2 separate regions of the Homo sapiens genome follow, and region 1 is linked to region 2. A link is an interaction called in ENCODE POLR2A ChIA-PET data of the cell type or tissue named here. Cell type or tissue: Panc1. All regions are shown on one strand. Each heading gives the region's core, and the rest is flanking DNA. Links, peaks and the distances in the headings are about the cores only. Region 1 overlaps CLHC1 (clathrin heavy chain linker domain containing 1). Region 2 holds the start of LOC105374662 (a long non-coding RNA gene).

What was found. Peaks named below come from ENCODE experiments on the same cell type or tissue, not always from the same donor. Only the 100,000 strongest peaks of a DNase experiment are listed, where the experiment ranks them.
Region 1: POLR2A ChIA-PET joins it to region 2 with 12 read pairs; 3 of 35 experiments call an interaction of 5 or more read pairs at or near these places.

The regions. Positions count from the first base shown.
Region 1 is chr2:55,220,081-55,225,462 of GRCh38, forward strand. CLHC1 (clathrin heavy chain linker domain containing 1) reads right to left here. Exons shown (of 13, transcript NM_152385.4): 3 at 2,155-2,413. The coding sequence starts at 2,331. It also overlaps the pseudogene CDPF1P1. Among named protein-coding and RNA genes, the nearest start is that of CLHC1, 9.5 kb to the right of the region's middle. RefSeq lists a silencer at 3,319-3,698. In Panc1, for the core only: no CTCF peak of the experiment used is centred there; no DNase peak of the experiment used is centred there; H3K4me3 peaks cover 1,327 bases; H3K27ac peaks cover 1,779 bases.
Region 2 is chr2:55,079,958-55,085,339 of GRCh38, forward strand. It overlaps LOC105374662 (a long non-coding RNA gene), which reads left to right and starts at 248. Exons shown (of 3, transcript XR_002959387.2): 1 at 248-338; 2 at 2,221-2,350. It also overlaps a transcript of RTN4 not described here. In Panc1, for the core only: no CTCF peak of the experiment used is centred there; no DNase peak of the experiment used is centred there.

The DNA.
Region 1 (5,382 bases), core at 101-5,100, 140 kb after region 2:
TCTTCTCTGCTTACTAGGTTTTTCACTCACCCTACAGTCCACCCCCAACTCTTGGTATGAGTTTCAAGTCCTCCTTGCTTTGATTCAGGTATGATTCTCCAGGTCAAACCATCTATCTTTGATTTTAAACACAATTTGGTATTTGTTCCCTAGTTCCAAATACCCAGAGATGCAAGCTGACACTTTTATCTTCTGCCCAACTAGTTCCTTTTAAGAGGGTAGGAAGAGCAAAGAAGACAGTCATTAATAGTTCATTAACAATCAAATGTGCTAAAATAATGTGAAAATGAAGAAGGTAAATTATGTTATCAAGAAGCTAGAAGAAAAGTTTCTCAAAGTACCAAATGATTTCCATTTCTAGATCCCCTCTCAGTCCTGAAGAACAGAATTCTTTACAAGGTAAAATTTACAATTATGCAATGTGCAAATAGTACAAACAGAAATCTTTTCTCCTCACCAGGAGAAAAGAAACAGGGACCATATATGTCAATATTATTTTCTATTTAACACCATATGTTTTCTCTAGGAATTAAATTTACCAACAATACCTCCAAAATGACTTCACTATAACTATATTAATGTAAAGCAGAGAGCTCTTCATGTAAGAAAAATTCTGACAAGTGTTAACACTTGGGCATGCAAAGATAAACATGTTACAGTTATGACTTTCCTTTGCTAATTTCACACAGTAGAGTCGCAGCATGACTCTTGATATTTATAAAACCTATTCAATACCTTACCTTTATTTAAACATTCATTCAATGCATTCCTTAATAACTAAAACACCAAGAGCAATATCATTGATCCTAACAGCATATAAAATGAAGCTAACCTGCCAATGTACCACTTCTAAAGGATAGATTTTCTGTATGATATAAAAAGAAGGAAAGACCCTGTTTCTCTATTTTATACTCCTATGAATACGTATCAACTTTCCTTATTCTACTGGTAGGTATATATCACTATCTGAACCTCACTTTCTCTTAGAGTGAGGCACTAGGTTTTTATTTAGAGGAGAAATAAGAGTCATAGTGTGTAATGTTTAAAAATTAAAAGACTGAGTTTCTATTTTGCCTGTGACTGTTTTCTCAGAGACCAACAGTTTACTGAAGCCTTAAGGTAAGTACTTCCTGTGGCAAAGAGGAAAGATGCTGATTTCACTTATTTCACTGTCAAGGCATCTTCCGGGGATGGGGTGGAAAAAAAAAGCTGCATAAATAAATTAGGATTGGTGGGCAAACTGCAATTGTTTAGAAGGATAATAGGTATTTCTAAAACCGTAAAAAGCAAAATCAAATATGTTCCACAAAGTCAGAGCATTTTCTAAGCTGATCTCCCTATTTCCAATATTAATTCCAGTCTAATTCCTTGTAAACCATGACTAGATAATTCTAGATAGAACTCCAATCTACAAGGAACCTCAATTTAATGTTAGATCAAATCTAAACCAAGATTTTAATGATACCACAAACAAACTCAAAATAACAAGGAAGTATCATGTTTCTGCTTGCAGCCCAATTCCTAACAAATCAGATGATACTTTTAGATGAAAAGGTGAAAATTATTATCAGAGGGTACATACAGCCAGGTAGTTGATCAAAAACTGATAGTCTGGGCTAGGCACTGGTAGTTCATGCTTGTAATCCCAGCACTTTGGGAGGCCAAGATAGGAGGATTGCTTGAGGCCAGGAGTGCAAGACCAGCCTAGGCAACACAGAGACCTTGTCTCTACAAAAAATTTTAAAAATTAGTCAGGAGTGGTGGCACAAGTCTGTAGTCCCAGCTATACAGGAGGCTGAGGCAAGAGGATAACTTGAACCCAGGAGTTTGAGGCTGCAGTGAGATATGAGTGTGCCACTGCACTCCAGCCTGGGTGATACAGTGAGACTCTCTCTTTAAAAAATATATAAAGGAAACTTATAATCTGCTCTCAAGCTAAAATAACTGAAACACTCATTCACAGTCAGGAAATACAAATCCAGAATTGCATTTTTCCCATTCATGCCTTTCTGAGAAATTGGATGAACTTCTCAAAATCAGCAAATGGAATGTTATCATTCAAACAGTGGTGTTACTAAGGCAGGAATATTGGTTGTCAACATAGATCATTGCTATCCTCATGAAAACTTAATTGTCTTAAAAGCTTTATGATACCTTATCAAAAACATTTCGGTATATGATGTAATATTCATCAGCAGGTCCTTCCTCACTACAGCCCAGTCTTTCAGTTTCTGTAATTATGTATCTTTGCACACTTTCCAAAAATTCCTTGTCACTTCTACAAATGATAGGTGGGAGAACTGCATGTTTTCTTATTTGATGAACTGACATATTTGACAATCTGCACACTTGTTCACTGAAGAACAGCTAAATCTTGACCTGCTCTTGCAACAAAGCCAAAACTTTGATAAGCCTGAAAGAAAAAAAGAGCATCAATTAATATAATAATTTTTTAACTTAAGTCAAATATTGATCTAAAAATGTATTTTTTTTAGAAAAAAATTTCCTATCTGTCTCTGTGATAAATACTTCAACCTATGTATTAAAAGGTCTATGCTGCCAAGCGTGGTGGCTCATGCCTGTAATCCCAGCTCTTTGGGAGGCCGAGGCAGGTGGATCATCTGAGGTCCGGGAGTTCGAGACCAGCCTGACCAACATGGAGAAACCCCGTCTCTACTAAAAAAGACAAAATTAGCCAGGCGTGGTGGCGCATGCCTGTAATCCCAGCTACTCGGGAGGCTGAGGCAGGAGGATCGCTTGAACCCCGGAGGCGGAGTTGCGGTGAGCCGAGATCGCGCCATTGCACTCCAGCCTGGGCAACAAGAGCGAAACTGTCTCAAAAAAAAAAAAAAAAAAAAAAAAGTCTATGCTATTCCACTGCCATATGCTGCTGCTCTGGGACAGAAATACCAAACACCAGTCAATGAAGAGCTCTTCTCTTGCTAACTATGCACAACTCCTCTCACATGTATCATATAATCGATGGTTTCTTATGTATAATTCACACTTTCTAATAGAAGGTTTGGTATTTTATATTTATTTGTGTCATGTGGGAAAACTAATTTGTAAGCCTCTTGACACAAACAAGGTCAACTATTTTACGACCCCGGCGCTTATCTGGCCTAGCTTCACCCAGCACACAATAGCAATAAATAATGTATTTATTTTTATAATAAACTTTATTTTAATTCTCATCTTTAATATTAAAGTACCAAGCAAAAAGAGGTCCGGACTTCTGCTAAAATCCATCCCTCAATGATGTCAAAAGTAACAGTATTTTTCAGAGTATAGCTTTCAAGCAGCCGCATTATGCCGCTTTCAGTAAAGAATCATGGGCGGCGGCGGCCTGGCGGGGGCGAGCGCGCTGTGGGCCGGCCCCGCGCAGCCTCAGGGCACCTCCCGCTCGCCGGGACTGAGTTCCGCGCCGGCGTGGCCTGCTGTGCTCCGAGCGCCAAGGGTCGGCGCGACCGCTCTCGGCTTTGGGGACCGGATGGAGGAGCGGCGTGTCGGCCTCGGGGGACGGTTCCCCCGACCTCAGACGGCTCTGGGGCGAGGGAGGGCGCGCGGAGGCTCGCGGGGACCACTGGCGCCCCCGGACCCGCTCAGCGGTCCCTGCTCACAGGCACCGCCCCCAGGAGCCTCGGCAGGGGCCTAGGACGCCCCGGTGTTCAGAAGAGAAGCAGGGTCAGGTTCACGCACACCCGCGATCGGATCGTAACTTTTTTTTTTTTTTGAGACGGAGTCTCGCTCTGCCGCCCAGGCTGGAGTGCAGCGGCGAGATCTCAGCTCACTGCAAGCTCCGCCTCCCGAGTTCACGCGATTCTCCTGCCTCAGCCTCTTGAGTAGCTGGGACTACAGGCGCCCGCCACCACGCCCGGCTAATTTTTGTATTTTTAGTAGAGATGGGGGTTTCACCATGTTGGCCAGGCTGGTCTTGAACTCCTGACCTCGTGATCCATTCGCCTCGACCTCCCAAAGTGCTGGGATTACAGGCGTCAGCCACCGCGCCCAGCTGATCGTTAACCTTAAAGTCATTGGTAACCCATGCTTCCTGGAGTTGCATTTGGGGTCACCCAGCGGCGAAGCCCATACAACTTGATACGCCCTTACACACAAGGCTCAGTTCAAGCGAAGGGAGGTCACAGCCAGGAGCCAGGGGCCAGCTGATAATGTACTTGATTCCACAGTCAAAGGAGCTGGATGGCGTCCCATGCAGAGTGCCGTCCTCTGGGAGTGTTTGAGTGTGAACTCCACGCCTTGACAGCTCCCTCCTGCTACTTGGGGCAGAAGCTCCCCCGACACCCAGTGGATGGTCCTCCTGGAGGAAAGCTATGTCACAAAGGATCCCTTCACCTCCGACAATGTCAGATTCCTGGTCCTTAGCTGGCGCTGCAGTTTGTGCAGCAGGCTGTGTGGCCAGTGTACTCGGAGTGATCCTGGAGTCTGAGAAGTCCCTGAGCATCTGCCACAGGGCGACATGCACACAGGGGAGCTGTATCAACAGCCAAGGGGGATGAGATGGGCCAGGGCGGGAGGAACCCCCGCAGTGCGGCGTTGGGAGTGTCTGAGGCGCATGGAGGAGCTGGCGGTCCAGGAGAAGCTGAGAAAGGAAGACTGGAAAGGAGTGCAGTTTATTCTACTTCAAGAGATTCTGCCTCCCTTGTGTCCATGAGAACATCAGTGCTTTTCCTCAGGAAATTCAGCAAGACTTGGAGTAAAGCTCCGTCAAAGAGGCCCCCCAGCCAGCCCGGTTCTCGGACATTGAGTGCAGCCGGGGCTGGGTCAACTGGCAGCACCCTGCACGGAGCTCCTGGGCCAGCCTGCGCCAAGGATGCTGCTGAGCCAGGAGCCGCTGTGCCCAGCCTCTTTTCTGGACCACTGCGAGCAGCACTGCAGCCCAGGGGAGCTGGAGTCCAGCTTGTAGCAGCCACAGGCCCAGGGAGCTGTGCCGAAAAGGTAGCCCAAAGGCAGACAGATGCCAGACCAGACAGAGCCGGGAACCCGGCCAGGTGCCCCCGCATGACCCTCGGGGCCGAGGCCTAAGTGAGTGCTGCTCAGATGTGACTAAGAGGGATGACCTCCTTCAGCGAGAAAGCTCCTAAGAGGCCACCTGCAGGTCCGTGTGGGGGAAGACGCCATGCTGTCTCGGGACCATGGCGCAAGGTAGGTGGCTGCAATGGTCTGTAAGGAAAATCACTGACAGCAGCTGCCTTCTGGAGCCAATCTGGAAGGTCTAGAGCGGGATAGAATTACTTCCCATCCTTATGTGATGCTTGGAAAATGGTTTAACCTTGATCATGTACTATGTTTATAATTAAAAATCCAAAGAACCAGCTAATGTTTGAAAAAGGAATCTTCCACTGAAACATCTGGGTACCTGAC
Region 2 (5,382 bases), core at 300-5,299:
TGTAATAATACTATGACCTATCTGGTGCAGATATGTAAACATTTGCTAGCATTATCTGTGATGAATCTCTTATTTTGGGGGGACAGGGGACAGGGTCCTCCCAGGCTAGAGTGTAGTGGCATGATCACAGTTAACTACAGCCTTGACCTCCCAGGCTCAAATGATCCTCCCACCTCAGCTTCCCTAGTAGCTGAGACTACAGGTACACACCACCATACCCGGCTAACTTTTTGTATTTTTTTTGTAGATGGGGTCTCGCCATGTCACCCACGCTGGTCTTGAACTCCTGGGCTCAAGCGATCCTCCTGCCCCAGCCTTCCAAAGTACTGGGATTACAGGTGTGAACCAATATGCCCAGCCATATTTTTGATGAATCTCAAGAGAAACGGAAGGGGCACTGCAAAATGACTGATTAGATTTCTAATTATCCGGGGTAGGTGGCAGTCTTGAGCAAAATTTAATTTGATATAAAAAAATGAAATATGACATTCCTTGTATTTGCATATCACAGAGCAAATTCATACCAGTTACCTTGATTCTGTTGTCATATTTCATCTTCATCATATTTCTCTCCATATCCTGTGTCAGACATAATTTTTATACCCTTCTTTAATGGCTTAGTATCTTATTCCTCAGTGTTACTCATATCCAGAATAGTCTTGTTATTTTCGATGACAACTCTCTATTGAAAGAAAAGGGTAGGAAAAATTAAGTATACTGAAACCGTCTTTCTAAGAAAAGTTTTTAAATCTTATTTTACAATATTCTCCCCTTCCTAACTGGGCATATGACCCTTCTGTCTTTTATAAATAGCCAGTAAAGTGTTTTTGCACATTTATACATACATAATACATATCCACAAACTGTCCCATAGACAGGATCTCTTTACTCAAGCTTAATTAAGTTGATTTGAAAGAACTAATTTTACACTATGTAAAGAATGCGCAATCTTTATCTTTTGAAAACCTTTTGGACTTAAAAAGGAAAAAAATTCTTTTGGAAGGAAATGACATTATACTTTTTAAAAAATATTCAGAGCTCTCAAAAGGTACACTGTATTCACTCTCTCTTTCTTTTTCCCTCTTTCCTTCCTTTCTTTCTTTCATTCTTTCATTCTTACATTCTTTCTTATTTTGAAACAGGAGCTCACTCTGTCACCCAGGCTGGAGCGCAGTGGCATGATCACAGCTCACTGCAGCCTCAACCTCCTGGGCCAAGTGATCCTCCTGCCTCAGCCTCTGAAGTAGCTGGGACCACAGGTGCTCGCCACCATGCCCTGCTAATTTGTTTTTTATTTTTTGTAGAGACAGGGTCTCACTATGTTGTCCAGCCTCGGCTCGAACTCCTGGGCTCAAGTGATCCTCCTTCGTCAGACTCCCTAAGTGCTGGGATTACAGGTATGAGCCACCACAACCAGCCTTCACTCTCTTTTAAGCTACTACACACCAGAAAATTAATTCAAAACTTACTCTGTCTAATTTAAATGGCATATATGCAGAACAGCATTATTCATACCTAAATATATATATGCCATTATGAATACTAAACATTTGTGATTATTGCACTACTTGCAAACTCAGAGAATTTATTTATTTCATCCCATTGATTAAAAAAAGAGATATCCAGCCAGGCATGGTGGCTCAGACCTGTAATCCCAGCATTTTGGAGGCCAAGGCAGGAAGATTGCTTGAGCCCAGGAGTTCAAGACCAGCCTGGGTAATATAATGAGACCTCATCTCTCAAAAATTTTTTTTAATTACCTGAGCATGATAGTGCATGCCTGTGATCCCAGCTACTCAGGAGGCTGAGGCTGGAGAATCACTCGAGCCTGGCAGGTGCAGGTTGCATTGAGTTAAGATCATACCACTGCACTCCAGCCTCGGCAACAGAGCCAGACCCTGTCTCAAAAAAAAAAAAAAAAAAATGAGTGAGAGAGAGATCTATCCCCTGCCTTTTTGCTAATCAAGATTGCTAATTCATTTTTATCAAATATGATGAAAAAGAGGCCTTACATACTTCTGCTTTTTTCCCTCATGCTGCCTTTAAATATAACAGCCATTTGATTCTTTCAGGTAGATGGGTACTTTACTTGGTAGAAGGCCTAAACTGAATTTCAACCCTTGACATAGTCAAGAAGCATAAATGTGCAATAATCTGTATAAAGACAGTATCTTTAATCTCTTTACAGAGATTATTTCTAACTGGCTATACCACTTCCAGGTATGGAACAGGCTGACAGAGCTGGATCCAAAGGGCTCAGAATGGAGCAACCAAGGTGTATTCACCTGATGCTTTGGTCTCCCTAAGCTCTTCCATAGAAACGATCATATATCACCTCGGCAATTGTTTTGTAAGTACTCAGAGATTATATCACAACAAAAATGCTATTGTAGATTCATATATCTCTCAAAAGCCAGAGACTTGAGAACAGCCAAATCAGGAGCAGCCACCACAAACCAAACTACCACACTCCCAACATGCTCCTGAAACAGGCCATCCCCAGCAAGCCCAGCCTTGGCGACTGGCCCAATTTCACCCACCCCTGGCCAGGTAGAGACCAATCTATAACACATTTCCAAAGCCTTATCTGTCTATAAGCCTTGGCTCAGTGATTCCACTTAAGAAAATAATCCTAAATTTCTGCAAAGCTCAAGAAAGCAAATATGTATTATGCTAAGTTCTATGCATCATAAACCATGGTAGGTGTTGGAAACAATAAAATTATTGCTTGCCCTTATGAACTTTATAAAGTGAACTGGAAATTTTATACTTCTCATTTACTGAATGCCTCCTATGTACCAGGTGCTCTACTAGGCATTTTATATGTGTTATCTCACTTAATCGTTACAGCCTATAAAATATAAGTAGTATCACCCATATCTCACATTAAAGCGGTTGAGTAATTTGTCCCAAGTCACACAGCTAAGAAGTAGCATTTCTCTGAGACCGCGCCACTGCACTCCAGCTTGGGCAACAGAACGAGACTCCGTCTCAAAAAAAAAAGAAGTAGCATTTCTGAGATTCAAACTCAGGTCTAAAGCTTTTCAAATTTCGTGTTTTACCCACCAAGCTGCATTATATATTTTAAATAACAGTAACAACATCAACAACCATCTAATGTAAACAATAGAGGAATGAGTACATAAGTTAATATCAATAGGTTGGATATGCAGCCATTAAAAGTGATATCTATGACAGTTTGTCACAACACAGAAAATTGCTTGCTTATAAATATAACAATAAAAACAGGATGTGGGGCTGGGTGTGGTGGCTCATGCCTGTAATCCCTGCACTTTGGAAGGCCAAGGTGGGAGGAACACTTGAGACCAGAAGTTTGAGACCAGCCTGGCCAACGTGGCAAAACCCCGTCTCTACTAAAAATACAAAAATTAGCCAGGCATGGTGGTATGCACCTGTGGTCCCAGGTACTTGGGCAGCTGAGGCACGAGGATTGCTTGAGCCTGGGAGGCAGAGGTTGCAGTGAGCCAAGATTGCGCCACTGCACTTCCGGCCTGGACAACAAAGCGAGACTCCGTCTCAAAGAAGAAAAAAAAACAACCAGGATGTGAATTCATATACTATGATTTAAACTATGATTAAAACACATACACACACACGTACTAGAATAAAAAGCACATTTAAAAAAATAGGTAAACCTCCTGCACTTTCACTTAAATAATACAAAATTAAGGGAAACTATAAGGGGAAAAATTGTGTTTTCACATACAATTCAGACAAAACAGTTGACCCAAGCCTATTTAAAATGGGGACTAGATCCTCTTTCCCCTAACAGTTACTTTAAAAATTTCCTCTCATCATCCTATCTTCTGTGTGAAATAAGAAGAAGCATATATTTGGTCTGACCCCAGTTCCTGGCACACAGCTCCTAAAACCCTTGTAATTTCCTGAGCATCTCAATTGCTAGGTGCATTCTTTGTTCTAATATTTGGTCTTTGACCCTGGTTCCTGAAACAGAGCTTAATTCCTTGGAGTTTCTTGGGTTAAAGGAGCACCTTTTGTTCTAATGAGGTGACTCTTCATGGGTTTCTGGAAGGGGGGTGGTCACCAGAAAGACCAACCCATGATTAAAAGTTTGGAACTTTCAGCCCTACTCTGCAACCTCCAGGAAGGAAAGAGGGACTGCATTTGAGTTAATTGTTGATCATGTCTACATGATTAAGCCTCCATAAAAATCCCCAAACTACGGGGTTCAGAGAGCTTCCGGGTTGCTGAAATCATGGAAGGTGGCATCCCCTAAGAGGCCATAAAAGCTCACAACCCCTTCCCCATACATTGCCTTGTGCATCTTTTTCATCTGGCTGTTCCTGAGTTGCATCCCCCCTGCCTTTTTTTTTTTTTTTTAAATAGAGGTGGGGTCTCACTATGTTGCCTAGGCTGGTCTTGATCTCCTGGGCTCATGTGATCCTCCAGCCTGAGTCTCTGAAATTGCTGGGATTACAGGTGTGAGCCACCATGCCTGGCCATGAATTGCATCCTGTTATAATAACAGGTAAACAAAAGTAAAGAGTTCTCTGAGTTCTGTGAGCCATTCTAGCAAATGATTGAACCCCTGGGGGGTCATGGGAACCTCTGATTTGTAACCAAGTCAGACAAAAGGTGTGGGTAATCTGGGAACCTACTATTTGCACTTGGCATCTGATGTTTGGGGCAGTCTCATGGGATTGAGCCCTTAACCTGTGGCGTCTGTGCTGACTAGAGTAAGTGTCAGAACTGAATTAAATTGTAGGATACCCAGTCAATGTCTGCCAAGAAGTGGAGAATTGCTTAATGTGGCCAAAACTCACACATTTTGGTGACCAGAAACATCTGTGTTGTTGCTGTTTTGAGACAGGGTCTTGCTCTGTCACTCAGGCTGGAGTGCAATGGCGCAATCACAGCTCACTGCAGCCTGAACCTCCTGGGCTCAAGTGATCCCCCCTGACACTCAGCCAACCAACTAGCTGGGACTTAAGGCACACATCACCATGTCCAGCTAATTTTTAAAGAAAATATTGTAGAGACTAGATCTTACTATGTTGCCCAGGCTGGTCTTTTACTCCTGGGTTCAAACGATCCTCCTGCCTTGACCTCCCAAGGTGCTAGGATTAAGGCATGAGCCACTGCACCTAGCTCTTTGTTGCTTTGAGAGTATAAACAGTAGGAGAAGACATTTTAGGTTTTTCCTATTGCACACTGTATTAATTAGGGTTCTCCAGAGAAATAGAACTGTGTGTGTGTGCGTAGACATAACAGGAGATATATACACACACATCCTATTGGTTCTGTTTCTCTGGAGAACCCAAACACAGTGTGTAATAGGTGTGTGTGGGGGTGTGTGTGTATATATACATATACACCCACACACACACACATAGAAGGAGA